Regions from separate parts of the Homo sapiens genome. Here region 2 is linked to region 1. A link is a loop called in an ENCODE intact Hi-C map of the cell type or tissue named here. Cell type or tissue: CD14-positive monocyte. All regions are shown on one strand. Each heading gives the region's core, and the rest is flanking DNA. Links, peaks and the distances in the headings are about the cores only.

Region 1 (8,915 bases), core at 202-8,201:
CTGGAGTGCAGTGGCGTGATCTCAGCTCACTGCAACCCCCACCTCCCAGGTTCAAGTGATTCTCGTGCCTCAGCCTCCAGAGTAGCTGGGATTATGGGCACCCGCCACCACTCCCAGCTAATTTTTGTATTTTTAGTAGAGACGGTGTTTCACCATATTGGCCAGGCTAGTCTTGAACTCCCGACCTCAAGTTATCCTCTCACCTTGGCCTTCCAAAGTTCTGGGATTACAGGCGTAAGCCACTGCGCCCGGCCCATGTATTTCTTTTGTTTATTTTAGCTGTGTTTTCCCTTAGGCTTCTTAATGGATTTCATTTTGAAAAATTCCAGCCTGTTTTAGTTGAGCTAAGGAGAAATGGGTTTGTGCACATGTGAGCTATAACTATTTGGGGGTGGGGTGAGGGTGGGGATAGTGGGAAGAGAGCAGAGGCGACGTGTGCTGGCACAGCTGGAGTTCTGGGGAGACCCGATAGAACTAGGAGTAGTTAGGAGCAAGATGGTGAGGAAGAGTTGTGAGTGCTGTTTTTTCTCCATCTGGATTATTCTTTTCCAGTTCCCTTCCCATTCACATATGGAGAAACTGAGGGTCAAGGCAGTACCTTGACTTGTCTCCTGCCTCTCACAGCAGGTTGTTAACAAAGTTAGCTCTTTTCTGCCTGATCACTGGGCCTGGGGCTCAGACTCAAGCAGTCACATTGTGGCCTCTGCATTTAGCATGTTTCTCTCACTAGAAGAGTACATTTTTCAGTTCATATGTATGTTTATGTTAGCAAGTTTTTGTCATCTTATATTCAGTCCTGTACTGGGTATGCTGTGGGTGGGGGATGGGGAGAGAGGAAGTCATGTGATGCCCTTGCCTGATACGGCCTCCTGAGAAAGGTGAACCATGAACCCTGTCTCCCAGGTGCCCTCATGGAAAGCATATGCATAGAATATTAAGGTGGCATGCTGGTACTTATCCTCTAATGAATAGCTGTCCTCATCCTTTTAAGACTTGTGACACATTGTTATTGTTTGATTTCACAGCATCTACCCCACTCCACAAAAAAAGGAAAAATGTTCCATATGGCAGATATTTTTAAAATCAAAGTGAATTGAAAAATATTCTGTTTTTAGAATTATACTGCATGGTGAGAGTGCAATGAGACAGGCACTCTCATATGCTGCGGATGGGCAGGCATGCAAATTCATACGGTCTGTCTGGGAAGCAGTTTGGCAACAAGTAATATGGACTTTAAAGGGTCATACCCTTTGACCCAGTAGTTCTACTTCTCTGAGGGTTTAGCTAAAGGAGATAAACAGATTTTTACAAATTACTGTAGAAGGATTTTTGGTGCATCATTTTTTCTTTTCTTTTAAATATGAGTAGCTATTTTAATGCCGGCAACTTCATGTATTACTGCTTATACTTCACCATTCTTTTCTTTATTCTTTCTGTTTTAGAAATTAATTTTAACACATGAGTATGTTCTTGGAAGGGAGGAGGGGACTAGGATTGAGGTGGTGATCGAAGGAGATTTAAGCTTTTCTCTGTAATGTTTTAAATTTTTACATGAAACATCACCTAAATAGTAAAAAATCCCAACAATATGGAATATTTAAATAAATCATAGTACACGTATATGATGGAATATTGCCAGTAGTTATGTTTTAGAAAAAAAATTAACAATGAGAAAATGTTCACAGCATATAATATTAAGTAAATACTTCATGGTACAAATCTGCATTTATAATATGATCTCAATTTTTTAAAAATTATGAATGTTTACCTGTTAATAGAAGATTAGAAGGAAATACGCCAAAAAATATAAATATCTCTGAGCTGAGAGACTGACTGTCAGTGATTTTTATGTTTTCTTATTTATACTTTGTTTTTTTCCAAAAAAAATTTTTTTTTTGAGTTGGAGTCTTGCTCGCTCTGTCACCCAGGCTGCCTCCCAGGTTCAAGCGATTCTCCTGCCTCAGCCTCCAGAGTAGCTGGGATTACAGATGCGTGCCACCATGCTTGGCTAATTTTTGTATTTTTAGTAGACACGGGGTTTTGCCATGTTGGCCAGACTGGTCTCAAACTCCTGATCTCAGGTGCCCCGCCTGCCTCAGCCTCCCAAAGTGCTGGGATTACAGGCGTGAGCCACCATGCCTGGCCCTATTCTGTTTTTTTCCAAAATTTTTACAATAAGCAAGCATTACTTTTATTTCAGTAACTGTTTCTGTGTTACCAGTCTTTTCTTTTCACATGCATATATTTTGTTTGCAAGATAGTATTGTTTTATGCGTATTGCTTTTTAACATACATTTTCATTTTGCCATATATTGTATTTTCCTGTTTTCACCATTCTTTCGTCTATGTCATTTTTAACGGCTGCATAATATTCCATTCTATGCACATAACATAATTTACTTAACCACCCTTCTATTGTGACATTGAAGTTATTTTTAGTTTTTCACTATTAAAAGGAACTCTGTGACAAATATCCTTATATAAACATCTTTCGTATATCTCATTATAATTTTGATAAGTTTCTAGAAGTAGACTTGATCAGTAAATGAATATACACGTTTAAAACTTTGGTAGCTGGCTGGGCACGGTGGCTCACACCTGTAATCCCAGCACTTTGGGAGGCTGAGGCGGGCGGATCACTTGAGGTCTGGAGTCTGAGACCAGCCTGACAAACATGATAAAACCCCATCTCTATTAAAAATACAAAAATCAGCCAGGCATGGTGGTGGGCCCCTGTAATCCCAGCTACTCAGGAGGCTGAGACAGGAGAATCACTTGAACCCAGGAGGCAGAAATTGCAGTGAGCCAAGACTGAGATCCCACCACTGCACTCCAGCCTGGGCGACAGAGCGAGACTTCATCTTAAAAGAAAAAAAAAGTTTAGTAGCAGCTGCCATATTGCTCACTGATAAGATCTAAGAATGACCTTTCCCCACCCTTGCTAACATGGGGTATTTTTATTGTTTGTAATGTTTTTTAATATGATAGGTAAAAATGGTATCTTTGTGCTTTAATTTTTATTTCTCTGATTATTAGTGAAATTGGATGTTTTCATTTAATGTATTTTTAGCTATTTTTTTAAATGAATGTTTTTCTTTGTAATCAGAAAAAAAAGCCTCGAAGAAACACTTTTTCTTATGTATACAACAGAACTGCATGCACTTAGTGGAGTTTTATGGGCATATTCTGTGATGTTGAGTGTCTAGTCTATAAAAGACAGGGGGCTTGGGGAACCTTTGAATGCCCCCATTGGTTTTGGAGAGGTGGTGAGACTTTTGGGCTCAAGTGATGGCTAGCTGTGATATTAACTGTCTTTATTGATTTACAGAAGCTACCAATGGTGCGGTGCCCCAGGGCCAGCGACCACCGCCTCGTATCAAGAATTTCCAGATAAACAACCAGATTGTGAAACTGAAATACTGTTACACATGCAAGATCTTCCGGCCTCCCCGGGCCTCCCATTGCAGCATCTGTGACAACTGTGTGGGTGAGTAAAACTACAGGGACATTGCCTAGGGAAAAGGCTGAGTTGAACTAGAAAGTCAGGGTGGTCACCAATTTTGGGAGGAGGGAAGATAGATTTAGATGAGAAATGAACTAGATTTAGATAGGGAAATTTAGATAGGCAACAAGCTCCTGAAAAACTGCAAATCAGCTGTACTTGTGTAGATCAAATCAAAATTTAAATATCCTCTAGCCTAAACTTTACAAAAACCTCTTTAGTAAATGAGAAAAATAAACTTTACCTATTTTTGAAATTTAGATTTTCCTGTACTGGATTTTCATGTGGGACCCACCTTACATAGTGGGAGGAGACACCTAGTCCACTGGAGGGCAGCATTGAGGAAGGAAGGTCTGTCTAAGACGCAACCCAAGAAGAGGAAAGTTGCTAGCATTTATTGAGTTTCTACTACATATTGGGCACTGTGCTAAGTGATTTACCTTTCTCTCATTTAAGACTTGTAACAGCCCCATGAGATTGGTATTATCCCCATTTTACGGATGAGGAAATAGGTGAAGCACCAGTATGTAAGTTCACATAATTAGTATGAGATTAAGCTAGAGCAGGTCTGATTCCAAACTGCTTATTTCTTCTCTTTGCTGCTGCTGCAAGAGGGTCAGGTATATGTGTGTCTAATACAGTGGTCTGTACTTCCATCCACATATATGTGGCTTTGTTGTAATCACTGCCTACTGTGTGCTAAACCCTGGCCAAGATGAGAAATGGGCCATAAAGATTCCTGTTGATAGGCCTATATGTGAAATTGCTTATATCATCACTAGGCATACTTCTAATGTTCTTTTTAAAATTACTTTTTCTTGAGTTCCCATGATTGGATAATGTTTTTTCTGTATACCATGTGGCATCCTGAGGGCATTGCTTTCCTCTTACTAGCCATTTCTTTAGGCAAAGGTTGGGAGATATATATTGCTTTATATGGTAAAAGCTATATGGTGCTCTCTTCGGCAGCGTGTATACTAAAAAGCTACTATATGTATATAAGATTTTTATAAATCAAAACCCATTTTATTATTATTATTATTTTTTATTTTACTTTAAGTTCTGGGATACGTGTGCAGAATGTGCAGGTTTGTTACATAGGTATACATGTGCCATGGTGGTTTGCTGCACCTATCAACCTGTCATCTACGTTTTAAGCCCTGCATGCATTAGGTATTTGTCCTAATGCCCTCCCTCCTCACCCCACCCCCCGACAGACCCCAGTATGTGTTGTTCCCCTCCCTGTGTCCATGTGTTCTCATTGTTCAACTCCCACTTATGAGTGAGAACATGCGGTGTTTGGTTTTCTGTTCCTGTGTTAGTTTGCTGAGAATGATGGCTTCCAGCTTCATCCATGTCCCTACAAAGGACATGAACTCATCCTTTTTTATGGGTGCATAGTATTCCATGGTGTATATGTGCCACATTTTCTTTATCCGGTCTATCATTGGTGAGCATTTGGGTTGGTTCCAAGTCTTTGGTATTGTAAATAGTGCTGCAATAAACATATGTGTGCATGTGTCTTTATGGTAGAATGATTTATAATGCTTTGGGTATATACCCAGTAATGGGATTGCTGGGTCAAATGGTATTTCTGGTACTGGATCCTTGAGGAATCGCCACACTGTCTTCCACAATGGTTGAACTAATTTACACTCCCACCAACAGTGTAAAAGTGTTCCTATTTCTCCACAGCCTCATCAGCATCTATTGTCAAAGCCCATTTTATTTATTTATTTTTTGAGATGGAGTCTCACTGTGTCACCCAGGCTGGAGTGCAGTGGCATGATCTCGGCTCACTGCAACCTCCACCTCCTGGGTTCAAGCGATTCTCCTGCCTCAGCCTCCTGAGTAGCTGGTATTACAGGTGCACACCACCACGCCCGGCTAATTTTTGTATTTTTAGTAGAGATGGAGTTTCACCATGTTGGTCAGGCTGGTCTGGAACTCCTGACCTTGTGATCCACCCACCTAGGCCTCCCAAAGTGCTGAGATTACAGGCATGAGCCACCACACCCGGCTGTCGAAACCCATTTTAAGTGAAGCAGGAAACTTGATATTTAAAGAAGGTCTGGCCAGGCGCGGTGGCTCACACCTGTAATCCCAGCACTTTGGGAGGCCAAAGCGGGAGGATCACGAGGTCAGGAGATCAAGACCATTCTGGCTAACATGGTGAAACCCCATCTCTACTAAAAATACAAAAAATTAGGGGACGTGGTGGTGGGCGCCTGTAGTCCCAGCTACTCGGGAGGCTAAGGCAGGAGAATGGCGTGAACCCGGGAGGCGGAGGTTGTAGTGAGCCAAGATCGCGCCACTGCACTCCAGCCTGGGTGACAGAGCAAGACTCCATCTCAAAAAAAAAAAAAAGAAGAAGGTCTATACCCAGTAATGGGATTGCTGGGTCAAATGGTATTTCTGGTTCTAGATCTTTGAGGAATTGCCACATCTTCCACAATGGTTGAACTAATTTACATTCCCAACAACAATAGCGTTCCTATTTCCCCGCAACCTTGCCAGCATCTGTTGTTTTTTGACTTTTTAATAATCGCCATTCTGACTGGCATGAGATGGTATCTCAGTGTGGTTTTTGATTTGCATTTCTCTAATGATCAGTGATGTTGAGCATTTTTTCATATATTTGTTGGCTGCATGAATGTCTTCTTTCGAGAACAATGAGAACACATGGACACAGGGAGGGGAACAACACACACCGGGGCCTGTTGAGGGGTGGGGAAGGGAGGGAGAGCATTAGGAAAAATAGCTAATGCATGCTGGGCTTAATACCTAGGTGATGGCTTTATAGGTGCAGCAAACCACCATGGCACACATTTACCTATGTAACAAACCTGCACATCCTGCACATGTACCCCAGAACTTAAGTAAAATAAAAAGGTCTGATGTGAGGTAGTATTTCCTTTCCTTATTAATACTCTTAACTATAAGGAACTCATACAAATCAATTTTTTTAAAAAGCACTGATATTCCAGGAGAAATATAAACAGTTCATAACAATATAATTGGCTAGTTATCATGACTAATAGTCAAATAAATGATTTCAGGATGCTTTTGTTTTGAGATAGGATCTCACTCTTTTTCCCAGGCTGGAGGGCAGTGGCACGATCACAGCTCACTGCAGACTCAACCTCCTGGGTTCAGGTGATCCTCCCACCTCAGCCTCCCAAGTTGCTGAGACTACAGGCATGCACTACCATGCCTGGCTATTTTTTTTTTTTTTTTTGTATTTTTTGTAGAGATGGGTTTTCCCCATGTTGCCCAGGCTGGTCTCAAACTCCTGGGCTCAAGCAGCCCACCTGCTGCAGCTTCCCAAAGTGTTGTGATTACAGGTGTGAGCCAATACCCCCAGCCCAATATGCTTTTTTAAATCTAGAAAATTAGCAAGGAAAACCTGATGTTTATTCTTCCACTAGTAAGAGTGTAAATTGGAACAAACTTTTTGGAAGGCAATCTAATAAGATTAATCGAAAGCCTTAAAACATCTATACCTTTTGGTGCCAGTGGTTCACTTTCTAGGGAGTCTGTCCCATGAAATCAGAGATGTGGGAAAATATTTCGGGGTGGAAATGTTTAACTCAGGATTATTATGACAATTAAAAGTTGAAAAGAACCTAATTGTCTACCAATAGATGAGTAGCCAAATAAATTATAGAGCCGGGTGTGGTGGCTCACTCCTGTAATCCCAGCACTTTGGGAGGCCGAGGTGGGCAGATCACTTGAGGCCAGAAGTTTGAGACCGGCCTGAGCAACATGGTGAAACCTCGTCTCTACTAAAACATACAAAAATTAGCTGGACGTGGTGACATGTGCCTGTAATCCCAGCTGAGACCCTGGCTGAGGCATGAGAATAAAAAACCCATGAGGTGGAGGCTGCATTGAACCGAGATTGTGCCACTGCACTCCAGCCTGGGCGACAGAGTAAGACTCTGTCTCTAAATAAATAAATAAATAAATAATAGGACATTCGTACATTAGACTGATGGAAAGAGTTCATACCAGAAAGCTAAATGACAAAATGGGAGATAGGCTACATTTACAGTGTGAAGTCAGTTACCTATTTTTAAAAAATCTAATGATGTATAAAGAAATATGCAAGGAAATACAGGAAATATGCCACAATTTTTATAGTTTATTATCTATAGGTTGTGGGATTATGAGTGATTTTGTTTCCTTCATTTTTTCATATGCCATCCTCCACTACTGTGATTTCTTCATTTTTCCTTTTATTTTTTTCAAGTTTTCTACAATGAGCATGTATTACTTGTATTATCAGAAAAAATGTGATTTAAAATACTGTAAAAAATATATATCTGTATAACCATTCTTCTCTATACCTTTCTTCCCTTTCCTGAAAAGATGTAGCTTCCTCAGCAGGAGATAGACCATTTTTACAGCCTTATTTTTTCACCAGTACACAGCTCACTTTTCTTTCAAATTGATATATTTTATTCTTTTTTTTTTTTTTTTTTTTTTTTTGAGACGGAGGCTGTCTCTCTCTCCCAGTCTGGAGTGCAGTGGCGCGATCTCAGCTCACTGCAAGCTCCGCCTCCTGGGTTCACGCCATTCTTCTGCCTCAGCCTCCCGAGTAGCTGGGACTACAGGCTCCCGCCACCACGCCTGGCTAATTTTTTTGTATTTTTAGTAGAGACGGGATTTCACCGTGTTAGCCAGGATGGTCTCTATCTCCTGACCTTGTGATCCACCTGCCTCGGCCTCCCAAAGTGCTGGGATTACTGGTGTGAGCCACCACGCCTGGCCCAAATTGATGTATTTTATTCTTTTGTAGTCTTTTATTCATCAAAATAACACATGTTCATTGTGGAAAATATGGGAAGTGCAGAAAGTATAAATAAAACTTAATCCTAAATTCACTCTCCATTTTGCTATATTTCCTACTAGTGTTTCTGCAAAATTGGACTGTAACATGATAGTTTTTAATCCTGCTTTTGTCATTTAACATTCTATCCTGAGCGTTTTTCTACATCTTTAATAAATGTTTCTTTAATATATTATTTTAATGACTGCATAATCCATCATATGGTTCTATTCAAGTTTATTCAGGCAGTCTTCTGTCATTAGACATTATTCATTCTTCTATTTTATTCATTGTTGTAACACTGCAATCATAATTATTAAACTTAAGGATGTGGAACAATTGGAACCTTCATACATTTCTGGTGAGAATGTAAAATCATGCAGCTGCTGTGGAAAAGTTTGGTGGTTCCTCAAAAAGTTAAACATAGAATTACCACATGACCCAGCAATTCCACTCCTGGGTGTATACCTATATTAGTCTGCTTGGGTTACCATAACAAAATACCTCAGACTGGCTGGCTCAAACAATGGGAATTTTTCTCTCACAATTCTGGAGGCTGGAAGTCCAAGATAGAGGTGCGAG
Region 2 (8,915 bases), core at 411-8,410, 190 kb after region 1:
AGTCCTGAATCTGCTTCTACCCAGGGCTTGCTGGGTAGCTTAGCAAAGTCTTTCCTTGGCCCTTTCTGGGTCTCAGCCTCCTCACCTGCCCAGGACACCTGGGTGGGTAGATGTGAAGCACCTGCTTGTGACTAGGGATTTGTTGGGGTCCCAGCTAACAGTGGGGGGTGATTCAGGCTGCCCTCCAGAGGCAATTCAGGACCTGACCCAGGGACCTGTAGGGAGGAGCTCTGGGAGAAGAATTAGGCATATGGCAGGAAAATGGGAACCTAAGCCAGTGAGGAAGTCCACTGCTGGGTTACGTGGGTTGCACAAGCTTCCCATAACCCCAGGGCCTGCTGGAACCTCCATTCCATACTTCTCCCTTTGCACAAATTAAATGCTTTCTGATCTTCCCTGAATGTTAAAAAATTGGCACACTGCTGCAGAGCTAGCCTGGTGGTGTGAAACTTGGGGTTCTGAGCTCTGGATCCTAACCCCAGCTTGGTCAGTAACTGGCTGTGTGACTCCAGGCAGGTCTGTTCATCTATCAGGGGTCCTGGTTCTCCCTCATCTATTTTCATAGGATGACAATCTCTGCTTTCCCTACCTTAAACACACAGAATCATAGAAGGGCAGAGCTGACATGAGCCTGAGAGATCATTCAGTACCCTAAGCCCTGTTATTTTTACAAATGAAGAAAGTGGGACTCAGAAAGGATAAGTGAACGCTTAAGGAACATAGCTAGATAGTCCTAGCAAACTCATGTAGAGCGCTTCTCATGTGCCAAGCACTGTTTGAGGAACTTCACCTGTCCTGACTTAGTCAGTCCCCATCACAATCCCATTTTATAGCTGAGGAAACTGAGTCACTGAGAAGGTAAGCCATTAGTCTAAAGATCTTCTGTGGTATGTGCAAACGAACTGAGAGAAACAAGGTGGCATTGCTTTAAAGGAAGGCAAAGGCACTGCTGAAATGCCAAGCATTCCCTCCAGGGCTGCAGTCACCTCTCGTCTGTAGGGGAGGGGCTTCGCTTTGGCACCCTCAGTCCCAGGGCAACAGAACTGCTTGTGATTTGGGGGCTGTGAGAGGCCTGTTGGAAAGAGGGTGCCTCTTTTTCCATCTAGGCAGAGACATCTCTGGCTCCCTCCCCAGCAGGTGTAGGGATAGAGGCTGGTGACTTTGGCATACGTTATGGGGGGTTTCATCCCCCATGTCTCTAGGCTCCTGAGCTTTCTGGAAGCCTGGAGTTCCTCTCTCCTTTGGAAATTCCCAACTCCTCAGATGTGAGGGATATGGAAAGATAAGAGAGGATAAACAAAGCAGGGAGGAAAAAGGTCCCAGTGAGGAGTGCAGGGGGATGGAGGAGGGAATCTCACCACACAGCCCCTTCCACCTCCAGCACTGCAGAGACCTTCTGATCTGATTATCCTCTTTCATCCTTCCCTCTACTCTGGGCTACCCTCTAGCTCAGCTCCACAGCCTGCCCCACCCCCATTCCCACTCCCAAATTGCCTGTCAAGTTTTAGGTCCCATGCCTTGTGTAAGTTTCAAAAGGAGCTCCCCTTCTCTCAATCTATGCCCAAACTTTTAGAACCCAAGCCTATAAAGAGCTCTTTGGCCTACCCCTACCCCAAAACAATCAGCTAAAAAATGCCTACCCTTGGCCAGGCGTGGTGGCTCATGCCTGTAATCCCAGCAGTTTGGGAGGCCGAAGTGGGTGGATCATCTGAGGTCAGGAGTTCGAGACTATCCTGGCCAACATGGCAAAAACCCGTCTCTACAAAATACAAAAATTAGCTGCGTGTGGTGGTGGGCACCTGTAGTCCCAGCTACTCAGGAGGCTGAGGCGGGAGAATCCGTTGAACCTGGGAGGCGGAGGTTGCACCACTACACTCCAGCCTGGACGACAGAGCAAGACTCCATCTCAAACAAACAAGCAAAACAAACAACAGCAAAAGAAAAAAAAAAAACGCCTACTCTGTGCAGGACACCATGCAAGGGACAGTGGAGGAGGAACAGTGGAGAAAGACTTGGTCCTCACCTTTCCTCTGGGAGGCACCAGCGAAAGGTGTGTGGTGAGGGTGTGACATCCCTCATTAGCTGTTGTAGCCACAGCGCCCTCTGTACCACTCCCCCGCAACCCCAGGGATGTTCTCCTGGCCCTGAGCCTGCGCACCGGCCTCAGCAGGACCTGCGAGGGAGGGAGCTTCATACCCATCTTTTAGGAAGCAGAAGCAGGGAAAGCCTCAGCCTAAGTCACCCAAAACCCATTTCCAGTGCTCTTCTAGTTTCCCCAGACTTCCCTTCCCAGGTTCTCCACCTTCCTCCAATTCTCCGGGTCCTCCAACTGCCAGCCAAGGCTCCCCTCCCCCATGAATCCTCCCTGGATGCTCTCCTAGCCCCGATGGTCACCTGCAGGTGAGGCCAGAATTGGAACCCAGACTTCTGCCCGCCACCTTCAAAAGCCTTTGTGCTCGCCAACTGTACACCTCCTCACCAGACTAGGCATGGCCATAGCCACAATGGAGGTGACGATGCTGACAGTGATAATGAGGGAATGTAATGATCATACCTTCCAGCATGGGATGCGGAGACTTAAACATCCTGACTCCTCCAAGTTCCAAGCCTGGGTCAGTCACTTCACCTTTCTAGGCCTCAGCTTTACCTTTTCTAAAATGGAAGTAAGAATCCCTGGCTCCCTCTCGGGCTTCTAGTGACTGAAGTTTCTGAAGTTAAAATGTTTGGTACAGTAGAGAGTGCTGTGTGTGTAACGGGGAAAAAACCCCATCGTTCTCAGCGGGTACCATGAAGACCACCCTGTTTGCATGTGAAAGTGCTTTTTGATCTGTAAAAGAGCTATGGGAATTCATTTCTCAGCATTCGCTGAATGTTTATTGAGGGCCTACTTTGTACCACATTCCTTAATACCTGGAGAGGGAAACAGATGTTATTCAAAAATCACAACCGAATGTCTAACCAGGAACTGTGGCAAGGGCCCTGGAGGCGAAAAACAGGCCTCTAGGAAGTTTATCACTGAGTGCACGATCTGGGGTCAGAGAAAGCTTCCTGGAGGTGAAGTGGGAGCTGACACCTCAGGAGTGAGTAGGGGTTAAGCTGGAGAAAGGAGGTCTCAGCAGAGGGAGCACAGGGCTTGTGTCCAAAGCACCAAGGTGGGAGGAAGCAGATGTGATTTATTGTTAAACCCATTTCACAGACAACGAAGCAGGCCCTGAGAGAGGCTGTGACTTGCAGAATGAGAGATTCCACTGAACTCCTGTGTGCTGGCTGATTCCCTCTGTGGCTCTAGGCTGGGCAAGCAGGATGTACTATGGTCACTAAGACATCCTCTTCTGATAACTTGCCCCAGACTCTATCAATTCACCAGCTGAATATGAGGGGCTGAGAATTCCTCACCCACAGGAGTGGCTGGCTACATGCATCTGGGTCAGCTTGATGGCCGGACACTCTGGAAACTTCTTATATGTTTCCCTTTCTTTGCAGTCGGCCTCTCTTTCTTCTCCAAGCCTGCTTATTCTTTGGGGGAAACCCAGTGTGTCATGAGAGGCTGCCCCCTGCTGGCTGAGTCCTGGAACTGCAGGGACTTCTTCAGGCTTGCGTCAAGTCTAGGCACAGGCCATTTTAAGAAAGTTCCCGAGGTCATCTCCTCTTTCCTGTTCTGCAGGAGGTGTGAGAACGAGCAAACGCCAAAGTGTGTGTAGAGGAGTGGCTGACTGGCGTTCATCAAAGACGACTTTTTTAATGGGGGCAGCTCTAAAATTGCTTCTGCTCCAAGATTCTGAGTCTGAACAATTTTGTGGGTGTGCCCCACTGACTTGAGAGGATGCCTCTACAGGTCATGGGCATACGTGGGCTCCATGCATGTGCTTGTGTGAACACCGAATGGGTATGCATATTTGCTCCACGCTGTGTAGCATATTATAGTCCGTATGCATGTTCACTGAGAGAGGGAGAGAAGTTGCCACCCAGAGGCACCAGGGGTGAAGTCTGTGAGGGCAGAGGGCAGCATCTGGGTCTCCAAGGCCAGGCCAGGCCCCATTTGCATCCTTACAGGACTGTCCTAGGCTGTCTGGCCCTCGAGCTGTCCCAAGGAGCTCTTCCCTCAGTGAACCCCATGTTCCCACCAGTTTTCCCCCTACCAGATACACCAACCCTGCCCACCCCCCCACCACCAGCTGCTGTGGGAAATCTCATACCTTCTGGTGGCCATAGGCAGATCTGATTCCTGCGTGTGCTCATGGGACCTCTCAGGGAGCAAACCCTCCCTTCACCCGGCCCCTGCCAAGGCCCACATCCAGGGCTGCTGTTTTCCTCTATCTGGGCTGGTGCATCCCTATAGCGTGTTTCTGGCCAGCAAACATTCTAATCAGTTGGTGTCCAGACCTTGCTGGCTATTAAAGATTTTTCACTATTGCCCCTGTCCAATTCCCATACTCCCAGGTAACGTGTGCATTTTAACCTGGAGCTTCATGAGGCCATGAGTTAGGGCGTTACTCTTGTTCTCAGGCAAAGTTTTTTTTTTTTTTAAACAATCCTTTCTCATTGCTCCTCCAAATGGCATGAAAACACTAGCCCACCTTGCTAGTCTCGGCAAGCAAAATCCCTTGGTGAGGCCATGAGCCATCCGTTAAATACTTGAGCTATTAAGTTGAAAGCAGAAGTGTCAGATCACAGTTGAATGACCCCCTTGGACTTTGCCCAAAGGGAAAGCTTTCTGAGTGAGCTCAGAGGGATGGGAGCTCTGGAGGCTCCAAGTTCAGCTCCAAGTGAGTGCTCACACGCAGGCCGAGCCTTGTCCTTTGCCCATGGGTGGAGCACACCAGCCACTCCCGCCGCATTTCTAGGAAATACCCCCTTCTGCTCCCTGGCTTTGGCCTCAACTCCTCCTTGCAGAAGTGCAGACAGTGGAAAGCTGATTTTCATAGGTTATTGTCATGCTGGGCTCCTCCTCCGCCCAGCCCATGACTTGCTCCTTCCCAACTGCTGTCCTCCCCTTATGGCGGCCCTGGGGACTGTGAGGTGGTGTGACAGAGAGAAAGCTTCCATCCCAGTTGTGCCACTTGGTAGGTGAGCCACTCTCCCGCTCTTAGCTTTACTTCCCATTATCTATCACAGGGGATGGTAACTGTGCCCTTTGCTGTTGTCTTTAGGCCCAATTGAGACATGGATCCAAAAGTACTTGGAAAGGAAAACTATTGCTGGAAGCACGCAAGTGGTGATGAGCTCAAAGCTCAGAGGTGCTACCCTCAGCCAGCTCTCTGGTCAGCACAGAATCTTACCCTTGCCAGAGTCCCTTTCTGATTTTCCGTGTGCAGGAAGATTAGTGACCCATAGTCATATAGAATCCCAAGCTTGTCAGGGACTTTAGTTGGGCCATCAAGGGATAATACAAGCTACCATTTCTTGAGCAATTATATGTTAGGTACTGTTCTAAGTGCTTTATATATTATACGCATTTCATCCCCACAACAAGCCCATGAGGAAGAAACTCTTATCATTCCCATTTACAAATGAGGAAATCAAGGCTCAGTATGATTAAGTGAATTGCCCAAAGTCACACAGCTGGTAAACTGAGCCAAGATTTGAAGACTGGCTATCTGGCTCCAGAATCTGAGCTCTGAATCATTGTGCTCTGCGGGCTCTACATGGCCCTCACTGAGCAGGATTTTTTGCCTCTGCTTGTACATCTCCAGTGATGGGGAGCTCATTGCTTCCCAACGTAGCCTGTTCTAACTTCACTTAGCTGTGGCTGCTGGAAACTTCTAGCATGTCTGGCCAAGCCTTTGGTGATCCAGACCACACAAAGATCTGTTTCCTGAAGGCTTAAGCAGGGGATAGGTGAAAAACAGGAGGCTACAGAAAGCAAGTATTCTCCCTGTACCCCTCGACACACAGAGACCCCCCGATTCCATTCCTTTGGGCATGTCAACTCCTTTTCCTCCAGTGGAGGTTGACACAGGAAGTAAGATGGTCCCCTCCACCTCAATATACTTTTCAATTGAAGAGAGTTGGTGAGCCCACCTGTTTGCTCCAGTTAGAGCCTCGGACATACGCAGTGCCCACTGTATTAATGAGCGTGCACTAAATACTGAATGAACGAATGAATGAATGAATGGGCATGTGAATGAAGAACAGGCTCACAGCCTCCTTTCCTGCCAGCCTCAGTCTCCTGGAAGAGTTAGTTTTGCACTGTGCTTTGAGATCCTGACAAGCAGCATTTCCATGGTAACGAGGCATAGACCTGCCAGTCTGCAGGGCCAAATTCTTTCCTGTCACATGGACTGTTAGCTCGCTCCGGAAAAGATCCTAAACTACTGTCAGTGTATGCAGAGCAGGTCACTGTCAGCTGGGAGACCCTCAGAGTAGGCACTGCTGGGCAGATCTCCCAGTGCCTATCTCCTCTGGGAACTTCCCGGACTGATCGACCTTACTGGAGTTTCCATGGTAACAACACTAGGCTAATGGGTTGCCAGGGTGATGGTGTGCTACTGCTAAGATTGCATGGACTGGACCACACAGGGCCACTGAGTTGAAAAGATGCTAATAACACCTTTTGAGTTTCCATGACAACAACACTCGAGCACCGGGTAGGCTTTGTCCCAAATGCAGATTAGGCCCCCGCCCTCCACACTCTGGGAGAACGCCCTGGGAGGTTGGGCCACTGGGAACTGTCGTACCCTCCTAAAGGAAAGAGGTGGCCAGGGCCTGTTCCTCCTCCTCAGCCTCTTCCCTGCCCAGGGCCCCTTGCCATACTGTTCCTCAGGGCATCTGGTGGAAGTAGCCTGGTTTTGGGCAGTTGGAACTGTCAGAGAGGAGTTCTGGGACAGAAAGACAGCTCAGGATGGGTGGTGTGGGAGAAAATGGAGCTTTGGGGTACCTTTGGGATCCAGTGCCTCTCTTGGTGTATCTGCTCCCAGGCCAGGGAACTCATGCACTCTGGGATTGAGGAAGTGGCCAAGGAGCTCTCTTTCCCTATCAAAGCCAAAAGCATGCGGTCAGAGTTTTCAAACTTTTTTTTTTTTTTTTTTTGAGATGGAGTCTCGCTCTCTTGCCCAGGCTGGAGTGCAATGGCACGACCTCGGCTCACTGCAACCTCCGCCTCCCAGGTTCAGGTGATTCTCCTGCCTCAGCCTCCTGAGTAGTAGCTGGGATTACAAGTGCCTGCCACCACGCCCAGTTATTTTTATTTTTATTTTTATTTTTGTATTTTTAGTAGAGACGGAGTTTTGCCATGTTGGCCAGGCCCGTCTCAAACTCCTGACCTCAGGTGATCCACCTGACTCGGCCTCCCAAAGTGTTGGGATTACAGGCGTGAGCCACTGTGCCTGGCCTCAAACTGTTTTTTTAAAGCCTTGGCACATATAAATTCCATCAAAGCAGGCTCAGGGGCCCAGAGCCCCACCCATTCAGTCTCATCCCTCTCCCTACCACAGAGTTCCCTGAGGCACCCAAGCTTCTGTGGAACACAATTTGAAAAACCTCTGGTCTAGGCCACTCCATCTCATAGTCCAGACAGAGAGGCTGAGAACCAGAAAGGGCAAGTGACTTGCCCAAGGCCCCATCGCCAGCCATTAGGACAGTCAGAGCTAAAACAAGAGTCTCACGTTTGTAGGGTTACTCCCAATCCACCAGGACGTTATTGACCTCTAACTTGGGTTCTCTGACTTCCAGAAGACCACTGGAGCTTCTGCCCTTCCACTTATTCATGGATCTGGGGATCTGGGGAGGAGAGAAGTTTCCGTTGTGGGGGCAGGCACAAATGTTTAGAACGAACCTTCCAGATGTGACATTTTTAAGCACCTACTAAGTGCTAGCCATTATGGTAGGATATGCTTTCTATGCTGGTTGGTTGTCATCTTTTTCTTTTTTCTTTTCTTTTTTTTTTTTTTTTTGAGACAGGGTTTCACTCTGTTGCCCAGGCTGGGGTACAATGGCGCGATCTCACTGCAACCTCCACCTCCTGGATTCAAGAGATTCTCTTGTGTGCCATCACGCCTGGCTAATTTTTTTATTTTTAGTAGAGACGGGGTTTCACCATGTTGCCCAGGCTGGTCTCGAACTCCTGACCTCAGGTGATCTGCCCGCCTCAGCCTCCCAATGTGCTGGGATTGTAGGCATGAGCCACAGTGCCTGGCCCTGGTTGTCATCTTATCTCTTCTTTATAAAAAGTTATTGAGACAGGCATGGGTATCTTCAACAGATGAGAAAACAAAAGCTCAAGGGGAGTAAACTGAAGCTTGGGTGTATTAAACATTGAACATCTCTTTAGCAGGGACGTCTCCTTACTAGCTCCAGGAGGGACCACTGGGATGAACGCTGACCCATGGCCTATCTCTGGTGACATTGGGCTGAGGCAGGTGAATGCATTCAAAGCATTAGAGACGCCTTACTGCCTGCTGCAGCCCCATCCCCTCACTAAGTCTGCCCTGTCAGGGATGACTGTAGGGTAACTCCAGTCTCCAAGGCCAGGCATGTGTTATTTATTCACAACATGACACAGCTGCTGGCCACAACAGACAGAACATCTTGTGGGTTGGGTTGGGGGTGGGTGGGGCGGTGGTTCCTAGTTGCCATGGAAACTTGAGAAGGTGTCAGGAACACCACATCATGTAAACATTCCATAATTATTCATTTGGACTGGGGCGGCAGCAGACAGTCACTTCGCCAATTACTAAACGCTTGGCCTTGCTGGGCCACGTCCAAGGCTGGTGGGCCTGGTGGGTGTGGTTCCTCCTTTGGCTGTCCAGGAACCGCCCAAGCGTGTGGGCTGCTGCCAGTGGCTTTCCTGGGACTTCACTGGGGCTCACTGAGCACTGAGCTTTCTCCAGTCGCACCCCTCCACCAGGGCATCCTTCCCCTGTCTTAGTCTGTTTGTGCTGCTATAACAACATACCTGAGACTAAGTCACTTATAAC

What was found. A loop is a pair of places that touch in the nucleus more often than their neighbours do. Peaks named below come from ENCODE experiments on the same cell type or tissue, not always from the same donor. Only the 100,000 strongest peaks of a DNase experiment are listed, where the experiment ranks them.
Region 2: a loop joins it to region 1, with 2.9 times the contacts of the local background. A loop is called at or near these places in 28 of 110 quality-filtered maps.

The regions. Positions count from the first base shown.
Region 1 is chrX:129,818,251-129,827,165 of GRCh38, reverse strand. ZDHHC9 (zDHHC palmitoyltransferase 9) reads left to right here. Exons shown (of 11, transcript NM_016032.4): 5 at 3,329-3,487. Among named protein-coding and RNA genes, the nearest start is that of ZDHHC9, 21 kb to the left of the region's middle. In CD14-positive monocyte, for the core only: a CTCF peak has its summit at 3,793 (motif pointing right); DNase peaks (open chromatin) are centred at 3,455 and 3,845; H3K4me3 peaks cover 617 bases; H3K27ac peaks cover 815 bases.
Region 2 is chrX:129,632,333-129,641,247 of GRCh38, reverse strand. No RefSeq gene overlaps it. Among named protein-coding and RNA genes, the nearest start is that of APLN, 18 kb to the left of the region's middle. RefSeq lists a silencer at 3,477-3,646. In CD14-positive monocyte, for the core only: CTCF peaks have their summits at 3,351 and 3,551 (motif pointing left); a DNase peak (open chromatin) is centred at 3,557.